2 separate regions of the Homo sapiens genome follow, and region 1 is linked to region 2. A link is a loop called in an ENCODE intact Hi-C map of the cell type or tissue named here. Cell type or tissue: OCI-LY7. All regions are shown on one strand. Links, peaks and the distances in the headings refer to the core of each region. The heading gives the core; the rest is flanking DNA. Region 1 has its middle 280 kb from the start of GRASLND. Region 2 overlaps RNF144A (ring finger protein 144A).

Region 1 (11,436 bases), core at 2,387-10,386, 170 kb after region 2:
CACCAACAGTGCACAAGGGTCCCCTTTATTCCACATCTTTACCAACATTTATCTTTTATCTTTTTGATAATAGCCATTCTAACAGGTGAAGGTGATATCTTACTGTGGTTTTAATTTGCATTTCTCTGATGATTAGTGATAAGGGTGCTCTCTTACTTGTAGGGACCACTTATATTTAGCAATGCAAATTTTCCCTTTGGACCTAAAATGATTCTTGTTTTATTAGCAAATTCAAGTCATGATAGGAGGAAGGGGTGACAAAGAAAAATATCTGTATTGCCCTTTCCAAAGCTCATGCAAGAAACAAAGGAGGGAACAGGAACTGAAAGTATAAGTAGCAAGCAAAATACTATGATTTCCCATGTTGGCTATTTTGTACTTTCTGGTGTTTCCCTATAATAACCAAGCTTTTCAATGGCTGTCTTTCTGTTCCCACCCACATGTGTCTTTCCAATCTGCGATGTCCTTGCACCCTATTCACTCACTTCTGCTCCATGTCAGGCAAGAGCATTGAGTATAAACTAAGCTGTGATTTGTTTCAAAAGTAAGAAATATGCATCTCCACCACTTTTGAAATCATAATTATAAACAAAGATATAAAGAGAGGACTGCATAGTGTAATTGTCATTTTAAAGGTGTCAGAACAGCAAGTGGCATTTTGGAGAATGAAACTGTTTATCACAGAGTTATGGGGGGATGGCCCCAGGCATCTGTATAACTGCTAACCTGGAAGAGACTTGCTGAAAATCATTGTGGGATGAAGGGAAGAAACACAGCTTATCAAATCAAAGGAATTTGTGAAGAGTAATAGTCATCTTGAAGACAATGAGCCTGAATAGTAATTGCCTTCTCATGAGATCGTTACACACAGGATAAAAAGAAATGTTCAGTGTGAACACAGTTGTATGATAAGGCATCTTGAGAAATGCAGCTGTCAAACCAAGTGTTTGGCAAGGAAGACGGAGTAGCATTAGCGTCGCGAGACCCCAGCAGAATTCTTTGGAGTATCAGATTCTTTCTTCAAAATCTGTCTTCACCCTTGGAAATTCACTAGCTCTTCAGCTCATTAGGATCTGTCGCACTAAAGACTCTCATAATTGCCTGAGCCTCCACTGAGAAATTTTGCAGCTAACATCAATGTCTGTGATTCACAATATATATTTTCTCTACTGTTCCAGTGAAAAGGACCCAAATGCAAGATCTTTAAAGTGCTTTCCAGATGTCACTCCAGCCTCCCAAGGGTCTGGGAAGCATCAGGTGGCCAGCTGTAATGAGTAGGCTGCCCTTAAGATGGGACTGAGATCAATGTTAAAGGCTGCTCAGCTTGGATTTTATTGTGCCATCTGAAGGAAGGTCAAGGGGACTTGTTCAACACTGGAAAGGAGAGCAGAAACACAAAGAGAATCAGAGGATACAAATCCATCCATTCATCCATCCATCCAACCATCCATCCATCCATCCATCCATCCATCCATCCATTCATCATGCACACATCCATCTACCCAACCATCCATCCATCCATCCATCCATCCATCCATCCATCATGCACACATCCATCTACCCAACCATCCATCCATCCATCCATCCATTCATCATGCACACATCCATCTACCCAACCATCCATCCAACCATCCATCCATCCATCCATCCATCCATTCATCATGCACACATCCATCTACCCAACCATCCATCCATCCAATCATCCATCCATCCATCCATCCATCCATTCATCATGCACACATCCATCTACCCAACCATCCATCCATCCAATCATCCATCCATCCATCCATCCATCCATCCATCATGCACACATCCATCTACCCAACTATCCATCCATCCAACCATCCATCCATCCATCCATCCACCCACCCATCCATCCATCTATCCATCTGTCCATCCAACCATTCAGAGCACCTACTTTTTACAAGGCACTTTGCTGCCCATGGATGTTTTAGGGGAAGTCTAAACCAAACACTCCTGGATACTTTCTCAAAATTTTCTTGCATATTACAGTCTTTGCAACCACCTTCTATTAGGCGCATGAGAAAATTGAGACTCCAAACATGTCTGTCTGCTGGCTTGCTATGAATTATGCAGAAGTCTCAGGATTTGGAATATTCTGAGAAGTAAAACTTGTCAATGATGTTGTTGTTTTCAGCTTGAAAGAAAGTCATCCTTCAAGAAGAACAGTAAAACTTTTTATGATACAGATTTTCTCCAACCATTTCATTGTGGCAATAATTCAGAACGAATATCATAGTATTTGCTTTACATTCAGAAGTCAGTTTTAGGTTCTTAAGAGAGCTGCTTGCTAGACCAAGAACTGAAGGTTGTGTGATGCTTCTTTTTCTTCCTTATGTAAAGATGTGAGTTTTTTCTCTAGGCAGTGGCTCACTGACTGGAGAGGGCACTTGTGTAACCAGGACAAGCTGTAGTTTTAATACATCAAATGTTTTGCATGGTGCAGAAGCCAGCGTGCGGAAAGAGTTTGCATCTGGGAAGAAATAATAGTAAGTTCATATTATTCTTTTTCAGTTAGCAATCTTGAGGAAAAAAAGCCTCCTTCAGGAGTTTCTGACCTTGTCCTTGGGTAATGGCAGACATAGATAATGATATGTGTGCAGACATTTGCAAGGGAAAGAGCAGATTCTCCAACAGAGGCCACCCCTGGATGCACAGCCTCCTGATGGCCCTGATAACTGGACTGTTGACCTACCTGAAATCCATTTGAGTGGATTTACAGTACAGTAAGTATTGGGTGAGAAGTTCTGATTATGTTCTTCTTCAGGATCCCCACATGAAAAGCAAAGCAATATGACATGTTTGCCTATTGAGTCATTCACATTTAATTTATTTAACTAATTCAACCAACATTTATTAATCATCTAGCAGGTGTTAGATTTTATACAAGGTGCTGAGGGCACAAAGACAGATAATACCCATACCTGTTTTCTACAGTGTTGCAATTAAATATGAGAGACTGACATAGAAGCCAAACACAACAATGCTCCCATGATGGAGATATGTGTGATACGATCAGGAGCACAGAAGAGAGTGAGCAGTGAAGCAATGCTATTTAGAGGAGGGCATAGCTTGCTGCATGTGGCATACTTTCTTATTCCAAGAAGAAAGGCTGGGTTGGGTTGAAAAGAGTCTCCTGTGGTTACATACTGCATAATCCTGGGTTTGAGAGGACATTTTTTTATCCATTGCTATCATGACTTGAATCCAGGTATTCACTGGACAATCACTGATGTGCATGTTTTCTGTGCCAGGTTCTATGTTAGGCATTGAGAATATATAGTTCCTGTCATCAAGGGGCCCATAACTTCATTGTAGAGATGGACAATAAACAACCATCGTCCAGCAGCTAGCTAAATTCAACATTGTTAGGGTTGAGGAGAGACCTCATGGGAGGAGCCACTAAATCTGAACAGACACACTTAGCTAGTCTGTGACACTTGGATATCTGTCTGGCCTTTCCTTCCATCCTGAAAATGTGGTTGACAATAGCAAGCTGAATTACAGGGAGGCATCTCCTTTCAAGACTTTAAGGACCATTAATGACCATTGCATAAGGACCATAGCAACCTTTACCAAGCAGTCGCTGTTGATCGCACTTACTCATATGATGGGCCTCACAATGCCTTCTCTTTCCTCAACAAAACACTGGAACCTGGAATCACATGTCTGTGCATAGTCCTGCTTTGAGTCTGTGTCTCTGCGTCCTATCAGACCATGTACGTCCTAACGACCAGGACCTTTTCTTAGCACCTGGCGCATGCTGTCTCTTCACAGCCTAGGCACCTATACTTGATCTTCACTTAGTTTTTCACTATTTCAATTAGTCAACCATATTTAGCAACTCCTACCATATGCTGGACACTGGATTAAATACTAAGGACACTGTAGTTACAAAATGAAGTAGTTCCTGTCTTCATGGAGTTGGCAACCCAAGGGGGAAGACAAGTAACTCAATGCCCAATTAGAATACAGAATGTTTGAAAAATGCACTTTAAGATTAAAAATACAAAACAGGTTTTCCTCCTTCCTAAGTATTATAAGATATTTTTATCACATTTATGACTTTTAGCAAGTTAATTAGAACAAAGAATAAGTTATATGATGTTATAATTAAATAATTGTGCATTTACAAGCTGACTTGTCTGAAGTCTCCTAAATATACATAATAGTAGAATTTGGTTTCAATAAATAATAGTCAAAGCAAATTTGCAGACAACCCAGTTTCATCTTTTCTTCCGACGTTGGATCTTTTAGCATCCCTAAAGATCGGTAGGATTTATAGTTGAATACCCAACTCTGCTATGCTTGAGAGAACACTGGCTCCACTCAGGAGAAGGGTGCTACAGAACTGGGGATCAATCTCTTACGGTCTCAGAACCAGAAACTCCAGACACTGAGATGCAGAGTGGCTGTGAGTAAAGAGGCCAGAATGATTCTTGATGAGGAGCTGGGAACCTGTAAAGGAATAAAATTATACAAGAGGGTACTCTTGAGTATCAGGGTCTTGCAGATTAATTATCTGGAGCCTCTTTCTTTAGTGCTATTTTACAGCACCTCTGTGCTAGGTACGGTGCCTACAGCACCTTAAAAATAATGCTGGGTTCTCGTAGTGACTGTTTATTTACTGTGTTCTAATACCTGAGCAAGAAATCGCAAGGAGCAGAAGAATGATGTTTATACTAAACTCCAGTTTGCTGTTATCAAAAATATGGCCTATCCCATAAGTCAGGAAAATACATTATTTAAAAAAAAACTATTTATATCAAATGCAATTTGCTGTATGGGAAAAGTCTTTTTTCCAATCTTTATCATTTCTGAATGTATAGTGCTGACTGTGGAAACAGAGAATGGTGTGACACCCCAGGATAGAGCCCCAGGAAGGAAGATCTTAATCAACGTTACACTCTCTGTGAAAGATTTAAAACCCAGAAATACAATACATTTTTTTCTTCCTTCCTTGCTCTCTATTTTTTTTTTCCATTTCTAGGCATTCTGTATTTTTCAGCAAGGGTGGTTGTGTTTCGAAGTGTGTGTCAGGAAAGCTTAGCTTCAGTCCACATGGTCTTCTGTGTTCCTGCTAAAACCTTGCTTGTATTTTTCTGCAATGCCTAAATAGAAAGTGCTCGTTCAAATCTTATTCAACTTCCTAGAAATAAAATATGAAAGTGGTGAGAGCTCAGTGCTCTCTGCTATCCAATGCAAATGTATGCAAATTTCTTCATATTAGAATCATTGTCTAGTTGTCATCCTCGCACGGGGCACATCAAAGCCATACGACCTGATTTTTGCACCTGCTGTTTAATTAAATTTACAAGGCAGACACACTCCCCACTCCCCGTGATATACAAATCCGTTTTTACAACCACAGATTCTAATTTACAAGCCAGTTGACTGCTGAGTTTCCCCATCAATAGCTGCCCAACTGCCCTTTGTTATACTAAGGATTAAAAAAGGAAGAAAATGGTGATTATTTGGGGAGATGTATTAACAGAAAATGCTAAAAGTACTTTCTCTGTCTTATCCAATTCCAGATTTTTTTAAAAGCTTTATTGATGTATAATTGAAAAACAACAAATTGCACATATTTAATATATACATTTGATGAGTTGGGACATATGTATACACCTGTGATATTTTTCTTCTAAAGACACAAAGGAAGATATGAATCAAGGTACTCAACATCACTGGAAATAGCATTTTTGCTTGCGTTGATTTTCCCCTAATCTTCATGAAAAGCACAAAACTTCAACCTTTTCTGCAGTTTGATGCTTTCAGTTATTTAGTATTTCGGGGAGGAAAAAGCAGTCTGTAAGAGAGCAAGGCCAGGGTGGTTTTAGGAAGGCTATAATAAGGTATAGGTGTTTTCTGAAAGATATTTGTTGTTTGAAAATTATGTACTGTGAAATTCTCCCTCGGCTTCTATCCACAAGGGATTTTGAGTCTTCAAATTGTATGTATCTCCACAAATGGTGAAAGAAAATAGTCGAGCCTGATTCTCACTCTTTTATGTGATTATTTTTTTCTTAGGCCATCATGGTGTTCTTCTCCTTCTTTACGAGCCGATGCACAGACGTGTATTTGATCTCCCTAAGAGACGGCTCAGAAGAAAAGCCAGCAAAGGTATTTTAAGAGAAGTCTAGGGCGGATGAAAAAATACTTCTTTGTCTCTCTCTACTAATTCATCCGGTCTAAGGACTTACGTGGAAAAATAATGCCTTTTCAGTTACTGTAGAGAAAATAATTTAATGAAAGTAATATTTTGTTCATCTTCACCCTGATACTCTGAAATCTTGAAGACCCTCAAAAAACATGATTTTTATGAAATGCTTAAAACATGTTATCGTCTAATAATGAAAAGTGAACTTCTGAGGGCCCACCAATAGGTGGCGCAACACATTCACCGAACCAAGTAACACTGCAGACGAGTTTGGAACAAGCCTCATAAATTAAAGCCTTGTGCTGCAACTAACTGTGAGACATATGGGTTGAGTCCCAGGCCTGCCCAAGAATAACTTTGAAGAAAATTTTGTTTTCTGGCAATACAGATGCTAACACACCACAGAACCTTTAAAAAGAATAAATATGTAGATGGTTCATAGCTTTCAGAATAATTTAACCTTCCCCCCCCCAAAGTTAAGATAGCATCACAAGAATAAAATAATGTAAGCACTGTTTTTTCTGTTTTGGAAAACAAGTTGGTGGCTCTGATGCTCTCAGGAATTATTTGTCAATTACTTTTTATTTAATAAGGTTTTATTTTATTAGTCCCAAAGGGAGAGGAAAACAGTGACTTTATCTTGAAATGAGCTAATCCTTGATGCATAAATAATATTTAAACAAAGAGTTCTATGTAGGAAAGTGTCACCGCCTAAATTTGGAATTGCCTAAATTTGTTTCTTTGTTCTGTGATATGACCTGCGTGTACTCAAAGGTTTCCCACTTGAGAATCAAACATACTTCTTACAAAATTCTCCATTCTATCATGGAAGAGGCCAGTCATCACACTAGAAGAGATGTCACAGCTTCTGAAAATCAGGATTTACAAAGCAATTAATTTTTGCTAAAAGTTGAAGCTATATTTTTAAGATAATAGCATGTAAATTATAAGTAAACCTTTCACCTTAAAACTTAGGTTTTATTTAAAAACGGACTGTTTACAAAAGTCTTGGAGTCAGAGTGTGATTGTTGGATGTCGTGCTGGTTGACATTACTCTTGATATATGGACCCGCTCAGCTAAGGGTAGAAACTTAGAGAAATGCAAGCAAAACACATGGAGTTGTTCATAAAAGAATAGTGATGAATATAAATGTCAGGTTCCATTGACTAATACAACATTTCTGCAAAGGGAAGGGCGCTAGAAAGAACTTAGGATAAAATCAGCTCTGAAACAGATTTATTTGTTGCCTTAGAAAGACAGAGAAGGACAGAAAAAAAAAGGTTTTTATTTATCCTTACACCCAATAGAATCAGTGCATTTTGCTGCCCTGAAATTCTACTCAGTAGCTGAATAGATTGAATAAGACCATCTCTAGTATGTTTCAGTATATAAACAAGTAGTGTTTCTGCAAAGAAAACATTTGCAAGTGATTTATAAGATGAAATGAAACTATTATGGTTAGTTATTGTTTTTGTTTCAATATCTTCTCAAATGCAAAAGGAAAAAATGGAAACCAAAATTTAGGCTTACTTTGTGCTGGGTGTGATATTAGTCATTAATTTGTGACAGACAGATATAAAATTGAGGAAAGGCTAAAAAATATGTAACCCTCAACCCCAGAGCAGGGATTACAATTATAAATCACTTTTAATTACTAGATTTTGATGTCCTTAACATTGTTTTTATTTATTTATTTATTTATTTTTGAGACAGGGTCTCACTCTCTCACCCAGGCTGGAGTGCAGTGACATGATCTGGACTCACTGCGACCTCCACCGCCTGGGTTCAAGTGATCCTCCCACCTCACCCTTCTGGGTAGCTGTGACCACAGATGTGTGCCAACGTGCCTGGCTAAGTTTTTTTATTTTTTATTTTTAGTAGAGGCGGAGTTTCACGAAGTTGCCCAGGCTGGTCTTGAACTCCTGAGCTCAAGTGATCCACCTGCCTCAGCCTCCCAAAGTGCTGATATTACAGGTGTGAGCCACCGAGCCCAGCACAAACATTACATTTTGTATTTCTTGTGCCAAGCACCAAGCCTGAAACAATAAAAAATCATTAGTATGTTCATTGTCCCTGCTATTTTATTTTTATTCATTATATTTTGGTTGATGAAAGAAATGATGTGATTTCTAGGTCCTAATCACTGTGGGGGTGTGGGTGTTAGGGAAGAGGCTGACAGGGAAAACGTGGCCCTTTTTTTTCTTATGGAGCTAATACTTTAATTGTAGACAGATGTATACACGTGTAATGCTGACAAAGTCAACTGTCCTTAGCTGTTTGATCATCATTTTTTTTTCATTTGCGAAGTGGAGCTATTATAAAAGAACTTCTGCACACAGTTGGGAGGAGTAAATAAAACAGGATCCAGCTCACAGTGTGCCTCCACTGAACTCCCGTGGATGAGGCATCACCACATGTGGGGACATCCCAGCTGCTCTGTGCAACTATCTCACCACCTCCCTGAGTCACCATGGCAGCCTGATGGGGTGCCACCAATATCAGCTCCATTTTACAGATGAGGACAGGAGGACTCCTTCTTATGTTTCCTTGTATTCACTATATAAGTCGTATTGACAGTGTTCACCAACTGTCCATGCCTCTTCAGATTCCAAGCTCCTTCCCACAGCAGACCAGGCCCTACTCATATGGCCAACCCCATCCTGCCATCGCCCCTGCAATCTGTGCCCCAGCCACAGAACATCTTCCGTTCTGACCGGCTGGTGCTCTCTTATCTTTCAGAACATGCCTGTCCTTCAGGCATGCTCTCTTAGGGGATAGAAGCTTCTCTGAATCCATCCCTTTCCATCTTGGTTTAGTACAGATAAGTCATCCCCTTGTGGCTAGCTGCTATGGCCAAGCAGAGAGGACAGTACACCATGTTCGCAGTCCATCAGCAAGGACGGCCATGAGACACGGAGGAATCCGTGAATAGCTAAGCTTGTGGCAGGCGTGAGTGCAGGCTACAGCGTGGCCAGGAAAATTGATGCACTGCACTGTGCCAGAGGCATGCTGCTCTCCACACCAATCAACACGGGAGGACACGCAAGGAAGGACTCCCAGGGGTTCAGGCACACAGCTGGGCTTCCTTTGTGCCTCCTCTCCTGTGGAATTCATCTTCATAACCCTAACTAAGGGGATGCTCAAACACAATAGCATAAAGTTCCAGAAACTCAGATGCAACAGAAAGGAAGGCAGTGGAAACCCCGATATTTTGTTGTTGTTGTTTATTCAGCACAAGGCATGATTACCTGGTATTTGGTGTGACAATGTATGAAAAGGCCTCTTACATCATCAAAATGGGATACAAACCCTTGCTGTGTCTTTAACTAACTAAGGAAGTCACTTGCAAACTTTACCACAACATTGCCTCAACCATAAAGTGAGATGATAGCTGTCCATCCAACTTCCTAGGATGTTGGGAAATCTGCTCGGGCAAGACCTGCTAAAGCTCCTTGTAGACTACAACTTGGGGAGCAAATATCAGCGATTATGATGAGGCTGACTCGGACTCCACCCTGTGGGATGTAATCACTGAAAGTGGCAGACACCTTCTTATCATAGTTCCCCGGCGATACTCAGCAGAGAACACATTATAGTGATTCCCAGAAAATACACGTTTGGCTTTTTAGGCAGAGTCAAGCCAATTGGCTGTGAGATCATTCAGAAGGATGAGGAAACTCCTCCATCTGTGCAGGCTCTATGGGCAGTCATGGAGTGGGGAGCTTCCTGTTTCCAAGGCACTGGCCAAGACTGCTTCTCTGGGAAGGGGAGACTAAAAGGCTGGTGCCCCCGTTGTCAGCTGGGGACAAGCAGGAAACTTCATTGCTTCTGGCTCCATCCAGCTGCTGCAAAGTCAGCCTCACGGACAGCGGTGATGACCCTGGGTTATAGCTCACAAGTGACATGTTCACCCATCAGCACCAGGTCTGCTGTAAAATAATGAGGGGTGTTTCTACACTCAGGACTTTTCGAATTTCCCCAAATCCTTCTGCAATGGAATCTTCTTTTGCTCTTGACATACACGTGCTTGTGAGGTGAGCTGCGAGCTGAAACACGGGTCCTAGCTAGAGCCTAGATGCAAATCTCTGCTCCATTCTTTAGTCATAATCCTACAACATTTAGTTCAATGTTTGGAGACTCAGCATCTTTACATCAAAATGGATGGTAAGAGCTACACAGTGGGTGCGATATGAAGATTGAATCAGACTACAAATGACCCCTGGTCCATGCCCGGCCTGTAACGGGGCCATTTGTAGTTTCTGCCGTCTGAGCTCCCGTGAGAGAAACCACTATCTTCCGTGTCTTCATAGACTAGGTACCTGCTAACCTACGCTAGACGCCCAAGTCATCTTCATTAAATAGCTGCACTTAGTCTCATGTAAGAAGGCAGCTTCTGGCTGCTTCTCTGCCGGGTAAGTTACAGAACATAGGACCTTGGAAAAGATCGTTCAGTCTGTGGTTAAAGGATGCTTCTAATGGGCTGTCTAGGAAAGTGATTAGAGCGTGTTTTGGGGTCATACAACCTGAATCAAATCCCAGGTCCTCTGCCTGCTATTCTGTAACCTTAATAGATGTTAAGTATGAGCCACAGTGTCAGGAGCCTATGACGCAGTGCATCCTAAGTGCTGAGTGGCACAGGGGATGTGAGTGGCACAGGGGATGATGTGAGTGGCACAGGGGATGTACTCTACAAACGCGGGCGGTTCCTGCTGCATTACTGAGTCTGCACTGGTAACCACAATGCTGAACTCACGGGCTGTGCTCCAAGTGCTATAGCAAGGCACCAGGCTCCATGTTGATGAGGCCTGTGTCTCACTCACTTTCTACTCGCAGACGCCTGTGGAGTCATTGAGCCTGCATTGCATTTTGACCTCAATGTTCTACTTAGTGCAAGAGTCCTGGCTGCAGGGCCCGTGGAAAGGATAACTTGGCCTCCTTAGAAGGCTTGCCAGGCAGTCACGGAACTCACCGCCTCACAGTGCTGTTGATTTCATCCAGTAAAACTTCCCTTTTGGAGAGTCTGTTTTTTATTTTATGAAGAAATCTTTATCCTCTCTCCAAATCAGTGCGTTTACTGACTTCTAGGGAAAAACAGAATTCTCCCTCCACCATATGACGGTCTTTGAGCATCTCAATGATTTCCTTTGGTTAAATACATTGCGGTGCATTTTATTGTCATTATTTTGAATATGCAAAGTCCTCTCTTCCCCCTGTCCCTGCTCCCCAGTTAGCATGTGTGTATTTAGACACAGAA
Region 2 (11,436 bases), core at 2,277-10,276:
TATTTATAGCCTACCGTGTGCTGGGTACTGCTGTAGGAGCTGGAGATACAGTGGTGCGTGAGACAGATGTGTCCTTCTACGGAACTACGTTCTGTTTAGGGACAGAGATGATAAAGCAGCAAGGACACAGAACCTAATAAATCAGCTAGAGGTGACGTGATGGGGAGATGGTCAGAGATGATGGCAGGGACAGACCCTTTTAGGGCCTGGCAGTCCACAGAGCAACCCTGGATCTTGTGCTGGGTGAGTGGGAAGCTGCTGAGGGATTAGTGGCAGGAGGCACATTGGCTGCTGCTCCCTGCCTGCTCCTCGAGAGGCGTGAAGGGCTCAAGTCTGTGACTCCTTCAGGAGAGCCTCTGAGGCACATGTGTCAGCCTCATCTAAAAGATGGAGAAACTCAGTCTCAAGGCAGTTGCCAGGACGAGGGAAAGGTCCACCTACAGCTGCACTTCCTGGACAATCTTAAATGCCGACCACGTGGCAGAGCCTGTGGGCGTCCACAGCAGGCGATAAGACACGCCTCCCATCAGAGAGCAGATGCTGAGCATTCTTGGCCTCGCAGGCCGTAGGCCTCTGCTGCACCTGTCAACTCCACCTGGCGGCACAGAAGCTGCCAACGGTACGTCAGTGAGTTACCTTGGCCGTGTTCCAGTGAAACTGTTTACACAGGCAGGTGGAAGTGACTGTGGTGATGGTTGCGTAACTCTGTGAACACACTGGAAACCATTGAATGTGTGTACTTGATCTGAATTGCGTGGCACAGGAATTATGTCCCAATAAAGCTGTATGGATAAACAAAACAGAACAGATGATGAAGGCAGATTTGGCCCCCGGGCCATGGCGTACTGCCCTCTGGTCTAGAGAGTTGGTTTGAGCTCCTCTGACTGTTCTCTTTGCACGTGGCCCGGCACGGCTTGAATCCACGCCCCTTGCAGCTCTGCTGGAATCCGCGCCCCTTGCAGCTCTGCTGGAATCCGCGCCCCTTGCAGCTCTGCTGGAATCCGCGCCCCTTGCAGCTCTGCTGGAATCCGCGCCCCTTGCAGCTCTGCTGGAATCCGCGCCCCTTGCAGCTCTGCTGGAATCCGCGCCCCTTGCAGCTCTGCTCGAATCCGCGCCCCTTGCAGCTCTGCTCTGGCTGCTGTGACAAAGCGCTGCAGACTGGGTGGCTCAGAACAGCAGAAATGTATTGGCTCAGTCCTGGAGCTCAGAATTCTGAAATCGAGGTGTCAGCAGGGCCCTGCCTGCTCTGAAACCTGTAGGAGAGTCCCTCCGGCCTTGTCCAGCTTCTGTGGTTCGCCAGCCATCTGCGGCATTCCTGGACAGATCGATGCGTCACTGCAATCCTCCGTCTTCCTCCGGCTGCCTCTTCCCTGTGCGTCTCCACCTCGTCTTCCATCATTGTCCAAATCCCCCCTTTCTATCAGGACATCAGTGGTATGGGATCGAGGCCCACGCTAATCACCTCATGGTAACTTGATTGCATCTACAGAGACCCTGTTTCCAAAGAAGGTCACATTCTGAGATACTAGGGGGCTAGAACTTCAATATATTGTTTTGTGAGGACAGGATTCAACCCATAACAACACCTACACCCCCCTCCCCACGCAGCATAGAAACTGCCAGGAGGCTGCATTCCTCTTCTGTACTTGGTTTTCCCTGGGCTGTAGGTAGGGGGTGACTGGGTGCTGACTCGGGGGACCCGGCATTTGCACAGCCACCGTGTGAGTGGATGCTGTTGTGTGCACCTTGGCAGAAACTGAGTCAGAGCTTGGTGAGAACTCGGAAACCATTGCCCAACTCTGGCAGTTTCCCTGTAGAGAAGGTGAGTTCCAGGTGAGAGCAGGTGCTTTCCACAGGGACTCTGGCTGGCTGTTGCTGGGTGCCAAGCCTCCCACATACTCAGGCTTACCATCCTCACATGTATTTTGCTCTGGAATCTGTGGTGTGAACAGGGCTCAGCCAAGCCAGCCCATGTGCGGCCCACGTGGCATCAGCCGGGGCAGCTCTGAAGCTGGGCAGGAGCCCCTGCAGGCCCGTGCCCCATGCTTCTGGTGCTTGATCTGGCTGCTGGCTTGGGCCTCAGCTGGGGCTGGCAGTCAGATATCCTCACGCCATCGTGCCCTGGAGCTGCCAAAGGCCCACTGGTCTTGGAACCTGGGAGAGCCTGAGCATGGGTCTTGGCAGCCGCATCTTCCCTGCTCCTCCAGGCTCACTCTGAACTTTGGCCTGCAGCGCCCGTGCTTTCCCTGCCTCTCTCCTTTGCCCTGGCCGTTGCTGCCAGCTTGGTCTTCATCACTCTCTTCCTCTACTTCTCCTGTTCCTGCCCAGCTCTGCACATCCACATTCTAACCTTCTCTGTGGCCCAATCCAGGTGTGACCTCCTCCGTGAAGTCTCTTGTGTGTGACTGTCATCCAAGAAGAGCCCTCCCTCCCATGTGGACCCACCCCACTCTGGTCATAGCCCAGTGCTCATCTGGGTCTTATCTCTTAGGATACAGAAAAGTGCTCTTGGGAGCAGGGACCTGTTTTGCTCATCTTTGTAACCTCTTTGGCACTGGTCCTGTGCCTGGGGCACAGTTATCTTTGGAAGTAGTGCACGGGCAAAATCGCGAATGACCCGTTTGGCCGTGGGTGTTGACTCGCAGCCCTCTCCACAGGGCTAATGGTCCTCGTGCCTTCGGCGGCTTTCTACACGTGGGGAACTTCACAGGGGCCGGGCAGGGAGCAAAGGGTTGCTGTGTCCCCGTCCCAGGAGCCATGAGAGCTGCTTTATTTTCTGGTTCTGCTCCTGGTGAGGAGAAGGTGGAAGTGGATGACTTGGAGCTTGTTCGTCCCCATTCAAAGACAGGAAGAACTGTTTTTGTTTCTCCTAGGGAGGGACAGGAGTAACACCACCTCTCTAATGACACCTAATAGTTCTTCCTTTCTTTGAAGGCAGAAGTTGCAGTGATCCAAGATCGTGCCACTGCACTCCAGCCTGGGCGACAGAGCAAGACTCTGTCTCAAAAAAAAAAAAAAAGTTCACAAAAGTGCGGTGAGACTTGGAGCGATAGTGTTTGGGGAAACAGAGCAGCCAGGAGTGTCAAGCTGTAGCAAGCGACAGCGTGCAGCCGTTTGAGTGGACGCCCACCCTCCTTAGGAGCCCCAGCTTTGCTCGGACTCATCTCTGTCTGCCTTTTGGAAATGAGTCCGTGTAAAGAGCTCGCTTCTGCCACCTCCTGCCTAGTTTTCAGGCTTCCGGCATCTCCCCTGCCCTGTCCTTCCTCCGGGCTGCTACGGCACTGAGCGTGCTCCCAAGTGCAGTGCTGTGAAGGACACCTGGTAGCACCAGGTGCCTTTGTGGCACGTGCACCTGCCAGGCTGTGGGAAACTCATAAGATCGCAAGGCAGGGTGAGACATTAGAAGCCAAGAATTATTTCTTGATAATTCAACAAGCTGGAATATTCAAGAAAAATAGTATGAAATGAGTGGCACCTGAATCAGACCATAAAAGTCCTAAATACTGGATGTTGCAGAAAGTGCTTTGAAGGAGGAGAGGACAGTGTGAGCGGAGGCACAGAATGGGACACTCTGGGGCCGGCTGGGGAGCCTTCGGGAGTGCAGCTGATGGGAAGTTAGGGGCAGAGTCGTGATTGGCCTTGGAGAGGGTGTGGTGTCTTGCTGTAGACTTAAGTCTGTATGGCACTAGGGAGCCAGAGAAGGTTTTAGAGCAGCAGAATAAAATGCTCAGACGGGGCATAACCTGAAGACTTCTGCTGAGCCTCTTGGTCCTCCACATTTGGCCTCCCTTGTCATCTTCATCTCTGCAAAGCAGAATCTGCCAGCCTTGTGGCCTCAGAGGAGCCCGCTCAGGATGGCCTGCTGTTCTGCCTTCTCCACTCCTGTGTCTCTCTCTTGCCCTGTTTTGTTCCTTCTCCCTGTCAAGCTATATCCCTCCCATCCATTTTTAAGGCTTTGCTCCAGCTCCTGCTTCTCCCGTTACGTGTCTCTAAAGAGCCCAGGCCACAGCACGTGCTGAGCAGCGTCTTTGGAATCTTACTTGACTGCAGCCCACAGGGAGACATGTACCAGTGTAGTACCTTGTAACCCATAAAACATCCCTGTGCACACCCACATCGACATAACTTCCCCACTCTGTGCTCCTGCATTTTCTGTTCTGCTCTGTTTACTAAAGTCCTCATCTTGACCCACCAAATTGCTTTCCCGTCCTACAAATGGGTCAGCTGGGCCACCCTCTGTCACTGACCCTGCTGTGGGTTAGAACTTCTTGCCCAAGTCAGGTTTCATTGGCTCCCTGGGGACACATTTCTCTGTCACATAGGGGCTTGCTCCACTCAAACCTCAGGAGCACTCAGAACATGCCCTGAATTCAGTGTCCTGTGATTCCCAACTTTCAGGGTCATTTTGAAAGGTTCCTTCTCCCCAGTTCTTCCTCCTTTAGATGTGAAGCTCAGTAAGATTATTCTAAGAGATTTGGGGGAATTCCAACGTGTCTCTTTGAGATTGCAGGCTGCTTTCATTATTTTTTACGGGAGCAGAGGTTTTATATGCCACTTGCATCTTACCTGGCACTCTTGTCAAACGGAAAACAGTGCTGTAAAGGAAGAATTGTCTTTGTTGCATAAAGTTATTGTACAGTTTGTTTCATCGCAAGTGATACATTTTTTATTCAGTATAGCAGAGTCTCCTGTTAAAGTAAATGAGCATGAAAACCAGCAGAGTGGCCGCGAATGCAAGACCGCACGGTGGGCAGATGTCTCACGTGGGACTGACTGTGCGGTTGCTGGAGTGAGTGTGGGTGCTGTGAGCCGCACCTGTGCCCTGTCCATCTGCCCTCCTGTGCATTCGCTGTGCACACGATTGCATGAAGTGCTTGCCGGCCTTTTTCCAGCGCTATCCCAGAAATCAGCCATCGTGTGGAGGAGCATTTCATTTTCTCTAGAGTAACCTTACTTCCTTAGGACATCAGCATCTGACAAGGGAGAATCTTACCCAAAACCAGCTCTTCCTTCTCTTCTGAGAAGTGAAAGGAAACTTTCTTTACCCCAGTCCATCTTTGATAAAGAGCTCATTTTTAGCCAAAGGATGGTATTTACGAAAGCCAGCTGATTACTGATCTTCTGTATTCACATGCATCCGTGGAGGGGTGCACAGTGATAGTTTCAGAGACTGAGCCGAAGGACCAGGTGTTCCTTCCAGAAATGCTTATGTCCTGGAAGCCACATGCAGTGACTGTTCTAAGGGTATTTCTCACTGAGATCAGTGAAATAGGCACGATCTATCTCTTGTACTTACACCAGGATGCTAAGCTCTGTCTGTTTTAAACAAATATTGGACCTCTGGAATAGCTTTTTGGGTATAGATTTTGCATCTGTGAAATGAGAAAATTAGACTGGATTATAATCCAGGGATCAAATATGATACTGTGATTCTGAACTTGTCTGTGCCACCTTCAGTTACCTAGTTTCAGTGAATTAATAGTGTTCCATTCACCTTACCAGATCTCAGATTTTGGCTTAGTTTTCCAAGCCCTTGAATGTGGTTTGTACAAGAATTCTCTGGGGGCAGCCATTCAGAACCTTGTCAGTTTCAACTGGCTCGTCCCATAAACCTGGGTCGGACATTGATTATGAGAGGTGCCGGGCTGTGCATGGGAACTTAGAATGGTTTGCAGAAAGAGTGTTCTGGCTTTAAGTAGCACACATCTAAGAAACTTCATGGGAAGGGGTAACTGTTCCTTTAAATCTTAGGGTTTGCCAGTACGAACGAAGCTGTGCTGTACAGATTCTCTCTGGAGCCTGAAACTGTTTACCCATCCCTCTGCCTTCTGTGATCAAGTATCTGACACACATCCACAGCACACACACACAGTGGTTCTTTTTGCTTTGTGATATTTGCTTCCTGTCTCATTTTTTACTGCTGGCTGCGTAACTGGCAGTACCTGCATCTGCCTGTCACCAATTGGCAATACGTTGGGTAACCCGGCTTCTCAAACAGCAGGCAAATTTAGAGACGAGGTAGACTGAGTGAAAAGCGAAGATGGTGTGTGATTGGCTAAGAATGTGATCATTTGGTCCAGGATTTTGGCATTATTTTGACTGCAAAGAATGTGTGGCTCTTTCAAGACTGACAGTTGTGTGCCAGGTAGTCGAGGTTGCTCAAAATTTCCCTTCAAATAGGGTAGAGCTTACTGCATGTTTTATGCCTTCTGCATATCAGCGTGCACGTGATTTCAGTAAAGCACAACCTGAATTCACACTGGGTAGTTCCACCGTTGATATGTTGTTCAGACAAATGAACGTAGCCAGCTGGGCAGCAGGCATGGATTCCCAGCATTAGCACAATCCAATGTATAAATGCAATGTGGCATAATTTATTAAATGCAATCTAATTTATACACGTATGCACGTACGTGTGCATGTGTTGGTGTTGATTTTCAGGAGAAATCTCAGTCGAGGTATACTTTGTTCCACACATCTGGGATGCTTTAGTAGAGTCTCATATTTTAGGGCTGATAATGGCCCGTAAAGATCTTTTACTTCATTTGTTTATTTTATAGATGAGAAAACAGACCCAGGGAGAAGTGAAGGCTGAGTTGGAATGAGAACCATGTGCTGGTGCTTGCATTTACTGGCCACACTGAACACTAGGTGGCGGTCTAGCCCTGTCCTCGCTCTCATTTCTGCAGGCTGCCTGCCTGGGTTGGGACTCTGTGAATGGCGAGGCCGGCTGGAAAGCAGGCTCTGTGCCTCTTTGACCAGCCATGCCGCCTGACTCAGATGATGGCATGTCTGCATTTGAGGCTTATTTCTTTTGGCCTTTACTCATAACTAGGGATAAACATGTTTTCAAGCAAAAATCAAAATACGTAACAGTCAGTATTGGGCTTTAGACTCCAGGAAGGACAGGGGGCCAGGTCATTCTCTGATGCACCATGCCTGTGTCTTTTCTGTTTTCTCGTCGGAAATGCACTATTCCAGTCTTTCTTCTGTAGTAACAACCTGCTTGTCTCCATTATCTCAGCCACCTGCCATTGGAAACCCTCCTTTCCCCTAGCAAATGGTGTCTGTCACTCACATGGCGGGGGTGTGTGGGGCTGCACCCCTGGAACCTGATGGCAGTTTCTGTAGAATGTCTTGTTATCAGTTGATTAGATCTTGGTCTTTTTCTGCCAGACAGGGTGTTCCTCGAGGGCCAAGATGTATGCACCTCTGTATTTGCAGTGTCAAGTGCAGTGTCTGGGTCAGGGTGGCTGCTGAGAGGAAACTTGTTAGTTAATAGGATATATAGATGTATGGATGTTTGGGTGTTTAGATGGAAAAGGGTGGAGAGAGAGAAGGAAGGGAAAGGAAGAGGTGGAAAAGAAGAATGAGGGAAAAATGAAGGGAAGAATGTATAGTCGGTGGATGGATATATAGTGGGCAGATGAGTGGGTGGGTGGGTAGATGGTGGGTATATGAATGGAAGGGTATAGACTGGTGAATTGATGGGCAGATGGATGATGGTTAGATGGATAGATGGGTGGATGGGTGGATGGATGGGTAGATGGGTGGATAGGTGGATGAATAAAGAGATGGGTGGGTGAGTGGGTGAATGGGTGGATGGATGCATGGATGATGGATGGATGGATAGATGGATGAGAGTGGATGGATAGATGGATGATGGTTAGATGGATAGATGCGTGGGTGATGGCTAGGTATTGATGGGTGGGTGGATGGTTGGATGGATGGGTAAATGGATGGGTGGATGAGTAGATAGATGGATGGGTAGGTGGATGGATGGAGAGAGAGATGTATGATGGTTAATGGATGAATGGGTAGATGATGGTTAGATGGGTAGATGGATGGATGGATAGATGGATGGGTAGGTGGATGGATGGATAGAGAGATGGATGATGGTTAATGGATGAATGGGTAGATGATGACTAGATGGGTAGATGGATGGATGGATAGATGGATGGGTAGGTGGATGGATGGAGAGATGGATGATGGTTAATGGATGAATGGGTAGATGATGGTTAGATGGGTAGATGGATGGATGGATAGATGGATGGGTAGGTGGATGGATGGATAGAGAGATGTATGATGGTTAATGGATGAATGGGTAGATGATGGTTAGATGGGTAGATGGATGGATGGATAGATGGATGGGTAGGTGGATGGATGGATAGAGAGATATATGATGGTTAATGGATGAATGAGTAGATGATGACTAGATGGGTAGATGGATGGATGGATAGATGGATGGTTGGGTGGATGGATGGATGGATGGATGGGTAGCTGGTTGTGTGGTTTACACTTTAGCTCTGGAACCTACAGACCAGCCCTCCTTACCTCTACCCCTTTGTTTCTTTCTTCCAGGTTGTGGGCATTTTTGCAGGATTTGGGCTGCTGCTCTTGGTGGCCTCACCTTTCCTACTCCTGGCCACTCCCTTTGTACTTTGCTGCAAGTGCAAGTGCAGTAAAGGTGACGACGACCCGTTACCCACCTAGAGGAAGCGCGATGCTGGAACACATCCCTGCCTCCGGGAAGTGTGGCTCTCCCCCAACCCTCCCCACCGTCCCCCCTTCACTAAACATCTTTCTTGCCTTATGTGCCCCATTGAGCTTCACAGTGTCAGGCTGGACGCCGTGATTTCAGGGACCTATGTCACAATGTTCGCTGAGGCCCCAGGTGTGGTGGGGAGGGGAGGCAGGTGTGGGTAGCGCACATCCCCACAGATCAATCTCTGCAGATGACAGGGAGGTGCTGTGAGAAGTGCACCAGGCAGCTTTCTCTCTGTGGTAGACTAGGCATGTCTGGGGATGGCCTAAGAGACTTTCTGCTCCTTGGCTTCTAGATGGCACCATGTTGTCAGAGAAGTCTTTTAAGGACTGCCACTCTCTTCAGACAGAATCTGATTATTCCAGCTTGAGAGAAGCACTCTGTTTATGACAACTGTTTTTATTACTAATGGCATTTAGTAAAATCCTTTTTAGAAGGTATTTTTTTTCCAACTGAGTAGTGAAAATCAACAAGGTGCATATAAACCATCCTATGCCTTTCTTGAAATGTGCATTTTAAGAAGTTATAGTTAAACGACTTTTCAGGAGATTTAGAAAGCCTTATGCACTCTTTGTGTTTTTCTTGAAACTTGCTGTAGTAACTTTTTGAACGCTGTAAGCTGTGTACTGTTATAAGTGTGCTTCCTATATTGTTGCATTTCCTTGATAATATTGACGTGTTTAAAGGAACATCTCATCTCCATTAGATTTGCCTTTTGTTGTTTTCTCTCTTTGGTGATTCAGCTCAGCTCATGGGCCTCATCCCTTCTCTCCCAGGTAGCAGAAAACGCTTTTTATTGTATTCAATCCCACTGCTTTGCTCGGCAATGGTTCTCCTCCGAATTGCTGCCGTCTGGCCTCTGGCCTCAGTCTTCAGATAGACAGTAAGAAGAAAGCAGCCTCATTGATCCGCAGATGTAGGGGCCTCTTGGCAGAGGCTGGAGGACTCTGGGGGCTAGGGAAGAGCCTGCCAGATTTTCACATTTTTAAAATGTTCTAGTCATTTTGAGAAATCATATATCTTACACAGTTCCAAGTCCTGTTGCTAACCGTTTTGCTCTTGTTGGGGAAAAGAACCTCCCATTTCACTTCGTTTTAACGTGGGGATTTTACCACTTGATCTTTTACAGGGCTGTCTGTGACCATTTCCATGGCAGCAGGATGCAGGGATTAATAAGGACACATACACATTATTCCACCAATTGACTTTGAAAAGTGGAGAAAGTGTATTCTTTAAAGAGAATTTACTTCTAAAAGCCACAGGTGCTTTTACAAAGCAAACTGCATTGAATTTAAAACTTCTAAAAATAACAGGCAAATATTGTAGCTATATTACAGTGGGATTTTAAAAATCTTGTTAAACATTCTATAAAGAAGTAAAACAAAATCCTTTTATCTCAGTTATTTGCCCATCACAAGCACATTTTTAAAATGTTGCTTTGTGTGTGTTTGACTTCTGCATTTGAGTATCAGTCTCAGGTCCTAGTTTACTTTCCCTGGTTGGAAATTTATTTCTTATTTCCTAACATTGAATTCGTTAGAAAAAACAGCGTCACCTCACTCTTCACCTGTCATGTTGATTTTCCTTATGAACCCGAAGCCATTTAGAAAATCCCTGTGTGTCAAAATTACATTCAAAAAGCTCTCCTTGTAATTGCAAGTTTAGTAACTCAGTAAGAACATGCCTGCGACTCCCTTTCTGGATGGAACCTGGGCTGTGGCTCTCTGTCGTTTGTGGTGCTGTGATGGTGTCTACTGTTAGAATAGCTTTTCTGGAGGTGGGTGGCAACTCCACGCGGGAGTCATTGGCTGGGCTTGAGCCCTCAGCCTGTGATATGTGGATGCAGCTGTCCAGCCACTGCCCTTTAACATGCCCAGCACACATGGGAGGCCTGTGGCCCTGTGTCCAGTGGCCCACAGGACACGCCTCCACCATATGCTCATCCTTCCTGCCTGAAATTGCTGCTGCCCATCGCATGAGCCCACACAGTAGCACCCCCGTCCTTAGGATGAGAGTCAGAGCCTTTGGAAAGGCTGCATCCCCAGGGCTAGAGCTCAGATGACCTTATTTCTAGAGGGACAGGCTGTTCTGTTGGAAGAGTCTCTGGCCCAGTCATGCACATCTGTAGCCCCAGCCATCCTTGTGCCTTCACCTCTGATGTGTTTCACAAGCACGTAGTTCAACCCAGATAGGGACCACAGAGATTCTGGGGCCAGCCAGGGGCAGTCAAATTGGCACCTACTGGCTCTGACTTTTTGTATGAAGCATGCCTCAGTTTCCTCATTTTGATCTAGATATAAAATTAAAATTGTCCATTTCCTATATAAATACCAGCAAGATCACTCTGAGATACATAAACTCGCATTTCCTTCTGTTTTAGTAAGGAGTGCCAGACTTATCTTTGATGGGAATACAGTATGAACCCTGCTTGATGTAAAATGGAAATAGCACACAGGCAGATGGCCCTGGGTTTGGACTTTGATCTTGCCATCATTCCCCAGTAAAACCTGGGGAGTTCTGCGTTGAGTGGACGGACTTATTCCTGTGAAGCGGCATAATTTGTCTCCATTGAAAAATGGCATTCACTCTTACAGATGGTGTTCACTGCAAGCCCCAGAAGCATATGGCATGTGTTCACTAAGAGGCCTTTAATCCTGGGGAGTAAGGGGCGAAGGCCCTTAGACAACCATGGCTGCTGTACTGCCGCCCAGGGTGGGTGGCCAGTGAGGACTGGCCTTAGCCCAGTGGACCTGTGGCTTCTCTGAGGCCCTTGAGTAACTGACCACATTTGGAGGTTTTGCTGGAAATGCCTGACCTCTCAGTCTGGCTCTGCTGTGTAGTCCATAGCCCAGCCAGATGAGCTTGCAGCCTCATAGGAGGTCAGCACCTTG

Evidence for each region. Peaks named below come from ENCODE experiments on the same cell type or tissue, not always from the same donor. Only the 100,000 strongest peaks of a DNase experiment are listed, where the experiment ranks them.
Region 1: a loop joins it to region 2, with 5 times the contacts of the local background. A loop is called at or near these places in 2 of 110 quality-filtered maps.

What each region holds. Positions count from the first base shown.
Region 1 is chr2:7,196,737-7,208,172 of GRCh38, forward strand. No RefSeq gene overlaps it. Among named protein-coding and RNA genes, the nearest start is that of GRASLND, 280 kb to the left of the region's middle. In OCI-LY7, for the core only: CTCF peaks have their summits at 6,394 (motif pointing right) and 6,596; a DNase peak (open chromatin) is centred at 6,425.
Region 2 is chr2:7,031,268-7,042,703 of GRCh38, forward strand. RNF144A (ring finger protein 144A) reads left to right here. Exons shown (of 9, transcript NM_014746.6): 9 at 8,362-11,436. The coding sequence ends at 8,493. Among named protein-coding and RNA genes, the nearest start is that of GRASLND, 120 kb to the left of the region's middle. RefSeq lists an enhancer at 6,491-6,785. In OCI-LY7, for the core only: CTCF peaks have their summits at 6,644 (motif pointing right) and 6,863; a DNase peak (open chromatin) is centred at 6,674.